Linked DNA regions of Homo sapiens: region 1 is linked to region 2. The links are chromatin loops, found by intact Hi-C in ENCODE. Cell type or tissue: HCT116. All regions are shown on one strand. Each heading gives the region's core, and the rest is flanking DNA. Links, peaks and the distances in the headings are about the cores only.

Region 1 (5,394 bases), core at 172-5,171, 680 kb before region 2:
CCCCATCTCTTTAAAAAAAAGTTATATGAAATATATATTAGCTCTTGTCTCATGAATTAATTTATAAATAGAAATAGTAATTATAAACTGTATTTTGTTGCCATTTACCAAATACACATTTTATTTGGATTGGCATTTAGTGTAAACAGCATAGACTTTTTCTAACACCAGATTATACATAAATGAATGATAATTTTAGCATTGTTTATAAAAGTAAAAAGAAAAAGAAAAAAGAGGGAAGCATGTCTACTTCCACCACTCACTCCTATAAAAATTATGCTATGATTAAAAACCCAAAAATCATAGGAAAAAAAAGAAAGGAAATGATAGCAACAAAATGTTGAAATCTAGAAAGCGTACACATGAGGAATAACTGCCCCAGCAGAAAAGACAAAGGTGAATCTCAAGCTAGCAGTTGGGAAAATACTGCAGAAGATTTCAAGGCTCAAAGATTTGCAGGCACCTTGTGCCTCTATAAAATGTACTTGCAGGTGGAGTGTAAAGGGAAAGGCTTGAAAGAAGTTATTATATGAAGAGTTCCCAGCTCAATCACCTAATCCAATGTAATTAGGACGGTTGGTAAGACTTTTGTGAAATGTCTTTGGCTTACAACATATTAATTTAAATGTTTGATAAATAAAATATATAGCATTTGAAATTTGTACATCATGAAAAGATTTACCTATAGACTATTTCTGAATAATAGTATCTGGTAGGCCCTGCCTTAAAGCCACTTCATTGTTAACTACAGCTACAAACATCATAGGTGCATTTGTTTAAGGCTTTATCTGCTGTCTACATAATGAGACAACTTCCTCTCTACCAACTAACAGAAGACTGAAAGCTTATTCTTTGGGAAAGTTAAGCTAGAGGGTCTCTTGATTTATGTCAATAGGCAAAGATGAGTGTAGAGTACCAAAATGAATACAGAAAGTTTAATAGAAAGTTGGCATAATGACTGAAAAGACCCTGCCCTATCCCCCACTTGAAACAGTTGTAGCCACACTTACATTCCCTTAAAATTTTATTCCTGGGTAAAATTTCTTAAGAGAAAATATTTATATAATATGACATTTGAAAATACCCAGTAAAGCAACAGCCGGGAGCCATTCTGCAGTAGATTATAAAAATAGCCATATAGTCTTCTTCTCCTTGCATCTTGCAGTGTAACATTGAAGATCTTCCCATTAAGACTTGGGAACAATTTCCCCAGCCTTTGAATCTATGTTTGCTATGGGATTTGCTTTGGCCAAAGAACATTCACAAACATGATACAAAATTGATGCTTCATAAACCCTTGCCTACTGGGACTTGATCTCTTGATCTCTTGGAATCCTAAGGCCATCATGTAAACAAGTCCAATCTAACCTGCTGGACAAGGAGAGGAGAAAAACAAAGATTCATTAGCTAACAACCTGCCAACAACCACACTTAAGAACCTGTATCATCCAGCTACCAGCCAACATGACAGTTGATCACAGAAGCATGAGCTAATCCAGAGAGATCAGCTGGGCCAGTTCAGACTCCACCTGAACCATCATGAGCTGAATAAATGGATACTGTTTTAAGCTAGTCATTTTGAAGTTGAGTTGTGATACGGCAACAATGAACTGATAAACCAACTGACCAATCTACTGTAATGCCTACCATGTAATGAGATCGAATATTGAACATAAAATTTCCCACTGACCTTACAGAATCTAATTATTAACTAGAAAATTAAAGTCAAGTACAGTCTTAACTCATATATGAGAAAAACAATAATATGACTGAGAACAAAACAATTTAAAAAATTAAACAAACTAGAAGTAAAAAATATCAGTAAAGAAAGAAGAATAAAACATTATGAAACTTAGTTATGTCTTTAGAGAGGTGAGAGAGATTTTGCTATATAACAAAAAAATTAGATTATAAAAATGGAGACTTCAAGAACAAAAAAAGATCTATTGGAAATTTAAAATGTGACTGCATAAATGAAAAACTAGGTAGAAGTTTGGAAGATACAATTCAAAAAATCTGCCAGATAAAAATAATAAGACAAAGAGAAAAAAGGATAAGATTTTTAAAAATTTTTCTTTCCAACTTTTACTTTCACGGGTATGTGTGCAGGATGTGCATATTTGTTACACAGGTAAATGTGTGCCATGGTGGTTTGCTGCACAAATCATCCTGTCACAAAAAAAACCCTAAAGTTTCTTAATAGTTAAGGACTTAGACCACACTCATCTTGCACTCATGATGTCCTGTCTTGCTTGTTTTCTTGGCAAGTAGCCTGCACCTGGACATATCTTTGTGATGTTTGAGAATAACTTCTCATTAAGCCTGATTCTCCACACCCACCAGCTCATTTGGGAAGACAATATTTATAGTCTTGGAAACCGCATGCTAAAAGAGACATGGACAAAGTGAAGCATATGCACAGAAGAAGGAGTTAGACTGTGAAGAGGTTGGGAACCATGCTAAATGAAACCAACCTATAGACCACTTTGTCACTTGTACAGCAGGGGGCAGCAGTATTAATGGAGTTGCCAGCTCTGCTAGGTTGTGAGGAGAGGGCATACACTGAAGATATCATACTAAGCTTCATAATTGTGTTTTATTAAAAGTTAAGGTGGAAGCTTTTACAAAAATCAAATCTGAAATTCAGAAGTCTTATTAAACACCGTTGGTTGGCGAGAATGTAGAGCAACGACATTTTCATCCGCTGCTGGTGGAATTGTAAACTGGTACCACCACTTTGGAAAGTGAATTATCTGGTAAAGGTGATGATATATACCCTCTGTGCATCCTTGCAATTCCCCTTCTAGAGAGCTCCATGCCCTAGGGAAACAAATGCACATATGCCCAAGAATATATGTACAAGTAGGTCCACAGCAGGATGGCTCATAATTGTTCAATGTGTGAACCAACCCAAATATCCATCATAGGTAGAATGGATAAATAAATTATGCTATGTTCATACAATGGAACATTACACAGCAATAAAAAAACATAGTTATAAGGAACGTGGATTTTTATAACTATAATATACACATGAAGCAAGTTCGAAATAATGCATGTAGTATGATTGCATTTATATAAAGACCAAAATTTAGTCAAGTGAAATCATGATTTTTAGGAATGCATGCATAGGTGATGAAACTATAATATAGTGTAAAACAAGGAAGTAATTATAATAAAAATCAGGATAATGGGAAGGGAGGATGTTATAATTGGTAAGAGACATACTGGAAACGTCTGGGGTCTGGTAATGTTCTATTGCTTGACCTGGGAGATATTATGTGGGCATTTGTATTATAATTAGCTGTTAATTGTACATTTATATTTTATTTACTCTTCTGTATGTATGTTGTAGTTCACCAAAAAAAGTAAAAAAAAAAAGTGACCTTTTGAACAAATGGTGGCCTATAGAGCAAATCATTAATAAAATTATTCTCTAGTGGACTTCTAGTAAGAAAGAAAAAAGAGAAAATAAATTTTGAGAATGTATTTGGATATGAATAATAAACATGTCAGAGAGAACAAATAGAGAAGAAATTATCAAAAAAATAATTCAATGTATTTTTAGAAGTTAGGAACATGAATTTCCATATTACAGCACAACAGTTTTAAAAAGGCCAACACAGGTACTATGATTTGTAAACTTAGAATTCTAGAAACAAAGACAATATCTTAAGAGCTTACAGAGAGAAGAGGAAAAGAAAAGAAAGAGTCTATATGCAAAGTATCTGCAGTAAGTATGTTATAAGATTGTTAAAAGTAACTTTTTAGTTACATTATTAGCAATTTTGTTAACTAAGAGATTTTACTGAAATTTAAAAGCTAAAAATCATTGAAAGTTAAAAAGAACCAAAAGCTAAACACCTTAAACATTCTAAAAGGAAATGATTCTCAACTAAAATTTTACACCTAGTGAACTTAGTTATCAAGTGTGAGAGGAGACTAATGACATTTTCAGGCATGTGAGATTTTAAAGTGTTTACTGTTCATGCAACTTTTCTTAGGAAGTTACTAAAGGAGGTGTTTGCTCCAAACACAAGAAAAAACAAAAGGAGGAAAAACACGGATTTCAGGAAACAATGGACCCATCCCTGGATGGTAGAAATTGTCAGCAGGCCTCCAGAGCAAGCAGGCAAAACTGGGGTGGGAAGAGGGAGAGGTCAAAGATAGGGATCAAAAAGAAGATGAAGTTGGTAGGCTATCAGATGGATGAATTTGGAACATGTGCAGGGGCATGAAAAAGAACTTTCATGTTTGGTCTGTGCACTCATGTGTTACGAAGTTGAATACATGTGAAATTGTAGTGAAAAAAAATTATATAAAAAAATCAGGCTGTAAAAGCATTAAATTCACATTCCTCATAAAATGGCATCTAAATACGATTTTGTTTTTACCATAAACTGTTTCTGCAGAGTTAATAAGACTACTGATTCTAATGCCTTTTCGCATATTTCAAATTCATAATGAAATAACAATAGTGGCACATGGGAGGGGGGTTCTGTTGACTACTTATATTTAAAATTAGTCAATTATATTTATTTGGTTCTTCAACAAACCAAGAAGTTAATAAATACTTATTTTCCAAAAAAAATTAATTGTTATGGGTATGTGGTAGGTGTATATATTTATGGGGTATGTGAGATATTTTGATACAGGCGTACTATGTATAATAATCACATCAGGGAAAATAGGGTACTTATCCCAAGCATTTATCACTTCTTTCTATTATAAACATTCCAATTATACTCTTTAAGTCATTTTTAAATGAACTATAAATTATTGTTATCTCCAGTCACTCTGTTGTGCTATCAAATAGTAGATCTTACTCATTCTATTTAACTATATTTAGGTACACATTAACCATGCCCACACCGCCCCCGCTCCACTACCCATCCCAGCCTCCATTCTACTCTCTATCTCCATGAGTTCAATTGCCTAAATTTTTAGTTCCCACAAATATTAAGAACATGTGAGGTTTGTCTTTCTGTGCCTGGCTTATATCGCTTAACATAATGACTTCCATTTCCATCCATGTTGTTGTAAACAACGGGATCTTATTCTTTTTTCTGAGAGTACTCCATTGTGTATAAGTACCTCCTTTTTTTATTATCCATTCATTTGTTGATGGACACTTAGGTTGCTTCCAAATCTTGAGCATTGTGAATAGTGCTGCAGTAAACATAGGAGTACAGATATTCCCATGTTTGATACACTGATATTTTTTTCTCTTTTGGCAATATACCTATCAGTGGAATTGCTGGATCATATGGTGGTTCTACTTTTAGTTTTTTGAGGAACCTCCATACTCTTCTCCACAGTGGCTGTACTAATTTACATTCCCACCAACAGTGTACCAGGGTTCCCTTTTCTCCATATATTTGCCAGCATTTATTA
Region 2 (5,394 bases), core at 221-5,220:
CTTCTTCAGCCTCTTGAATGTGGCGCCTCCCCTGTTGAGGTTAACAGAGGTTTGGCACAACAGAATGAATAAATAAATGAATTAGCAAACAGATAAAGAGATGAGCTGGGTTGACCTTGCCCTGATCTAGAGATCAGGGTTTCTCAGCCTTAGCACTATTGATATTGTGGTTAGAATCATCCTTTGTCATGGAAGACTGTCCTGTGTATTACAGGATGCATAGCAGCACCCCTGGCCCCTTCCCACTTGATACTAGTAGCATCCCCCGGCTAATTCTGACAACCAAAAATGTCTCCAGACATTGCCAAGTGTCCCCTCAGGAGGACAAATTTGCCCCCAGATTGACAGCCATTGCTCTAGAACAAAGATTCTCAATTCTAGATGCATATTAGAATCACTTAGGAGATTTTTTTTTTTTTTTTTTGAGACGAAGTCTTGCTCTGTTGCCCAGGTTAGAGTGCAGTGGCATGATCTCGGCTCACTGCAACCTCCGCTTCCCAGGTGCAAGTGATTCTCCCGCCTCGGCCTCCTGAGTAGCTGGGACTACAAGCACATGCCACCATGCCCAGTTAATTTTTTTGTATTTTTAGTAGAGATGGGGTTTCCCCATGTTGGCCAGGATGGTCTTGATCTATTGACCTCGTGATCCACCCGCCTCAGCCTCCAAAAGTGCTGGGATTACAGGCGTGAGCCACCACGCCCGGCCAGGAAGATTTTAACAACCCACTGACAACCCAATGCTTAGGCAACACCTCAAACCAACTAAATCAAGCTCACTTGAGGTGACATATGGCCATTCCTATTTGCCTAAAGCTCCCAGGTGATTCAAATGTGCAGCCAAATATCGAGAACCACTTCTCTACACCTTTGAATAGCACTTCTGCTTGCCACTAAAAATGTGATCCATGGACCAGCGACTGGGCATTACCCGGGAGCTTGTCAGAAATGCAGAATCTTGGGCCCCACCTCAGACCTACTGCATCACTCAGGGTCAAGGGAAGGGAAAGAAACCACAGCAGTTATCTGAACAGTGAGAATCTTGTATAAAGAACTGTTAACTAGGGATAAAGTTAACTAGGTAATTGAAAGAGTAAAAGTAAAACTCTAACAATATATTATGGAGGTAACAATTGCAGAAAGCAGCTCCAACTCTAGAGTTAGGGGAACAAAAAGAAAGAGATTGGATCCCTGAGAAAGGGGCAGTTTCTTGGCCAGTGCTGGGGTGTTTGAAGGGGCAAGGTGAAGTTCATTTTGAGAGCACTGGAAAAAAAACTGCAAACTGGAAGCTGCTACCACAGAAAGGAACCGCTGCTGCCAGACTGAAGCAGCATTGCTGGGATGATACAGAAGCTGCAAACAGGCGGATGCCTTCTCCCACTTCTGGCCTTGCAGTCTCCCCCTGGCACCCACTACTGCAAAAGCTGAGCACAAAGTAGTGGGTGCTAGAGGGAGACTAAGAGCCAAAATGCGGGTCGCAGAGTCTAGCTCCAACACCACAAAGCAGAGCTTAGGAGGGTGGGTTTGGAGTTGAGAGGCAATAGCTGTAACTGGCACAGCTACTGAATCAGACTCGGCATTGTAGCAAGAACCCCAAGGGATTCTTACATGTACTATACTGTGAAAAGTCCTGTGTTAGAGGATGTCACTCTATCTTGACTTCTAAAATAAGTTATCTCCTGTTAGTCAGTAGCTTGGCAGCAATCCCCATTTTAAAATAATCACAATTCGTTCCCTAATGCTGAAGATACAAACCACTACTTCACCATGGTTTATCATCTTACATGTAAAGACTATTTTCAGGCCGGGTGTGGTGCCTGTAATCCCAGCACTTTGGGAGGCCAAGGTGGGCAGATCACCTGAGTTTTAGGAGTTCGAGACCAGCCTGGCCAACGTAGTGAAACCCTGTCTCTGCTAAAAACACAAAAATTATCTGGGTGTGGTGGTACACGCCTGTAATCTGAGCTACTCGGGAGGCTGAGGCAGGAGAATAGCTTGAACCCGGGACGTGGAGGTTGCAGTGAGCTGAGATCACACTACTGCACTCCAGCCTGGGCCGCAGAATGAGACTCTGTCTCAAAAAAATAAAAATTAAAAATAAAGAGTATTTTCAATGGGATGAAGAAATGAGTTCAGTCAAGGTGTTATCTCTAAAGTTAGATATTTTCTTGCCTGTTACTCTGCTTTTGTTTAAAATTATTACAAACATCTTTTTCTTGGTCCTTCCTTAATTGCCCGAGTAAATTCAAAAACTTCACTTTGAATTTATATATGGTGTAATTAATATCAACAAAACAGGGACCCCCCCCCTCCCCCGCCAAAGAGAGTCTGGGTTCTTGAACTCACCAGGGAAATAGTAAGTCCAGGCATTAAGTTTTTGTTTTTTGTTTTGTTTTGCTTTTTGTTTTTCCCCCATGCAGGTGCCTCAGCCTCTCACAGAGAAAGCCCTGTTAGCCAGAGCTTGGAGTATCTCCCTCTACCAGGCATCTGGCAAATGTGCCTGGTTCACCACAAGGGATACCAGGTGGGAGAACATAGTAGCTCAGTGCCAACACATGGACACAGCTGAAGAAATAACTGGTCAGTGCATGACCTTCTTAGGGGCATCAGCATATTCTCCTAGGTAACATCCACACACTGACAACACATTCCCTGAGCCAGGGTCTATTTGTGAATATTCCTGGTATGCTTCTGCCACCCAGTGGAGGATCTCTAACTCAAGCTTAGATTGTAATTGTAAAGTCTAGTATTTTGAATTTAAATCTTAAGCATAATTATTCCTGAAAGTTGTCAATCCTTTTAACAATTGTATTAAAACATCATTTAAAGTAGGATGCATTCATGTATGTGTTAATATAAAGTATATATACATATGTATTCAATTTTATGCTTAAAAATTTATAGTATGCTTTTATCATTAGACTAGCTCATATCAAAGTGCAAATAAAAAGTGATATTTTTCAAATCTAGGAAGATTCTGCATAATTTTAAAATACACTAAGATTGAGTTTGCATTGAATCTACAGTGAAAGCAGAAGTTTCCGTATATTTGTGCATGTTCAGTTTTTAGTTTTAAACACATTATTAATTCTCTTTCAACTTTTACGTGAAATAAAATTAAGTAATGTAAAAAGTGTCAATAATTTTGATTCAAAAGTTCTCATCTGTGTTCCAGATTTGCCAAAACAATGTCATTTTATACGATCATTGTCTTGTATATAGGATTCTTTTTCTCACATGTTTTATGAGTCATGTATTCTGAAATTTTCAGGTTTTTTAAAGTTTCCATGACATATGACATTAAGGATTCTTTTAGTGTAGATGAATGAGCTGATGAATAAATATGAAGATAAAGATATTATGACAGTCTTCAGACAACAACAAAAAAGGTGTAACTCACTATAATCATATTTACTATGTAGAAACTAGAAGACCTAGTGTCCAGTATTAAAAGAAAAACCCAATGTTAAACTGTCATATAAATGTATTAATTTTAATCATTAATGAAATAAAACATGAGATTATAGATAAAAATCTCTTCTAACTTTCACATTTCCTTAGGCAGCTTTGACTTGGTTGCCAAAAATATCTTATGGGAATCTTGATTTAAAATGAAAATTATCAAATAAATCTAAGAATTACTATGAAAAATTTATGATGAAGACACATGAAAGCTGATAATGATTTGGATTTTGAAATTTAATTAAAATAAATGAAAAAGTCCCATGAAAATTTCCAAACAGTTGGCTAATTATGCAAAATGCATTCAGCCATGAGAAACTTTTATGAAAGGAAGAAAGGTTTCTATTGTATTAAGTTGCAACTGAACTTGAACTGTAACAGCTGAGATGCGCTAGCGCCTTTTGGAATTTATCCTGGTTTATTGCAAAGTGCATATGGTGAAAACTGCATGTGGTGAGTCAAACGTAATTAAAATAAAACCACAAAATTGATTTGAAATGGCAATTTAGTTGAACCAGAACTGAACTCAAATTGTTATGTTACTCTACCAGTCATAATCACACTAAACTCCTATCTTTACTATACTAAATGGGACTATCACTTACAATTATATTTTGACTCTGAATCAAACAAAAAGGCAAGATTGAATTAAGTAGCAAATCTCTACTGCCTTTGTGAATTTATTGCATTGTGTGAGGGCTTAACTTTGCCATTTTCAGTCAAAACTGAAAATCAATCAATACATTCCATAGATTAAAAACTTTCAAAGGGTCAAGAAATAATGCATAATGTTCTACGGTGCATATAAAATACATTGCATATTTCTACAATGTATATTCAAGTGAAAAGCAATTTCACATATTTTTTGTTTATAATGTTAGGCTTTAGGTTTATAGAAAACTGATCAGAATATTGAGAATTCCTGTCTATTCCCTTTGCCCATATACACACATATATTTTCACCTATTTTTAACATCTTGCATTAGTGTGGTATATTTGTTACAACTGATGCACTACTGATACGGCAATACTAACGATAGCCCATAATTTACATTAGGGGTCACTGTTTGTGTTACACATTCTATGGGCTTTGACAAATGTATAATGTGTATAGTGGTATCTCATTGTTTTAATGTACAGTTCTCTAAATGACAAATGATGTTGAGTATCTCCTGTATGTTTATTTTTTGGTGAGGCGTCTGTTCAGATCTTTTGCTCATATTTTAGTTGGGTCATTTGCTTTTGTATTTTTGAGTTTTAAAAGGAGTTCTTTGTATATTTTGGATACTAGCCCTTTATCAGATATGGTGGCAGAAATTTTTTTCCCAGTCAGTGGCTGTTTCTTCCTTCTCTTAAAAGTGTCTTTCACAAAGCAGAAGTTTTTAATTTTAATAAAGTCCAACTTCTCAATTTTTCTTTCATGAATAGTGTTTTTGGTATTGTATATAAAAAAGTCAAAGTCACTTAAGAGTTTCTCCTGTGTTATCTTCCAGCTGTTCTACAGTTTTGCATTTTGCATGTACGTCTATGATCCATTTTGAGTTAATTTTTGTGAAGGGTGCAAGGTCTGTGTTTGGAATCTTTTTCATTTTATTTTATTTTTTTTACTCATGGGTATTCAATTATTCCAGTAGCATTTGTTGAAAAGATTGGGTTTTTTTCTATTGAATTGCCTTTGTCCTTCGTCAAAGATCAGTTGACTACATTCATGTGAGTCTATTTCTGGGCTCCCTGTTCCATTCCATTGGTCTATTTGCCTGTTCTTTCACCAGTACCACACTGTTTTGAATACTGTAGCTTCATAGTAAGTTTTGAAGTCCAGCTATGTCGACCTGCTGACTTTGCTTTTCTCCTTCAATATGTTTTTATTCTGGGTCTTTTGACTTTTCAAATAAACTTTAGAATCAGTTTGTCAACATCCACAAAGTAACTTGT

The links. Peaks named below come from ENCODE experiments on the same cell type or tissue, not always from the same donor. Only the 100,000 strongest peaks of a DNase experiment are listed, where the experiment ranks them.
Region 1: it touches region 2 in a loop (5-fold over the local background); 5 of 110 quality-filtered maps call a loop at or near these places.

The regions. Positions count from the first base shown.
Region 1 is chr6:55,614,966-55,620,359 of GRCh38, forward strand. It overlaps a transcript of HMGCLL1 not described here. Among named protein-coding and RNA genes, the nearest start is that of HMGCLL1, 38 kb to the left of the region's middle. In HCT116, for the core only: CTCF peaks have their summits at 2,501 (motif pointing right) and 2,705; a DNase peak (open chromatin) is centred at 2,506.
Region 2 is chr6:56,290,094-56,295,487 of GRCh38, forward strand. It overlaps a transcript of COL21A1 not described here. Among named protein-coding and RNA genes, the nearest start is that of COL21A1, 45 kb to the left of the region's middle. In HCT116, for the core only: a CTCF peak has its summit at 2,696 (motif pointing left); a DNase peak (open chromatin) is centred at 2,678.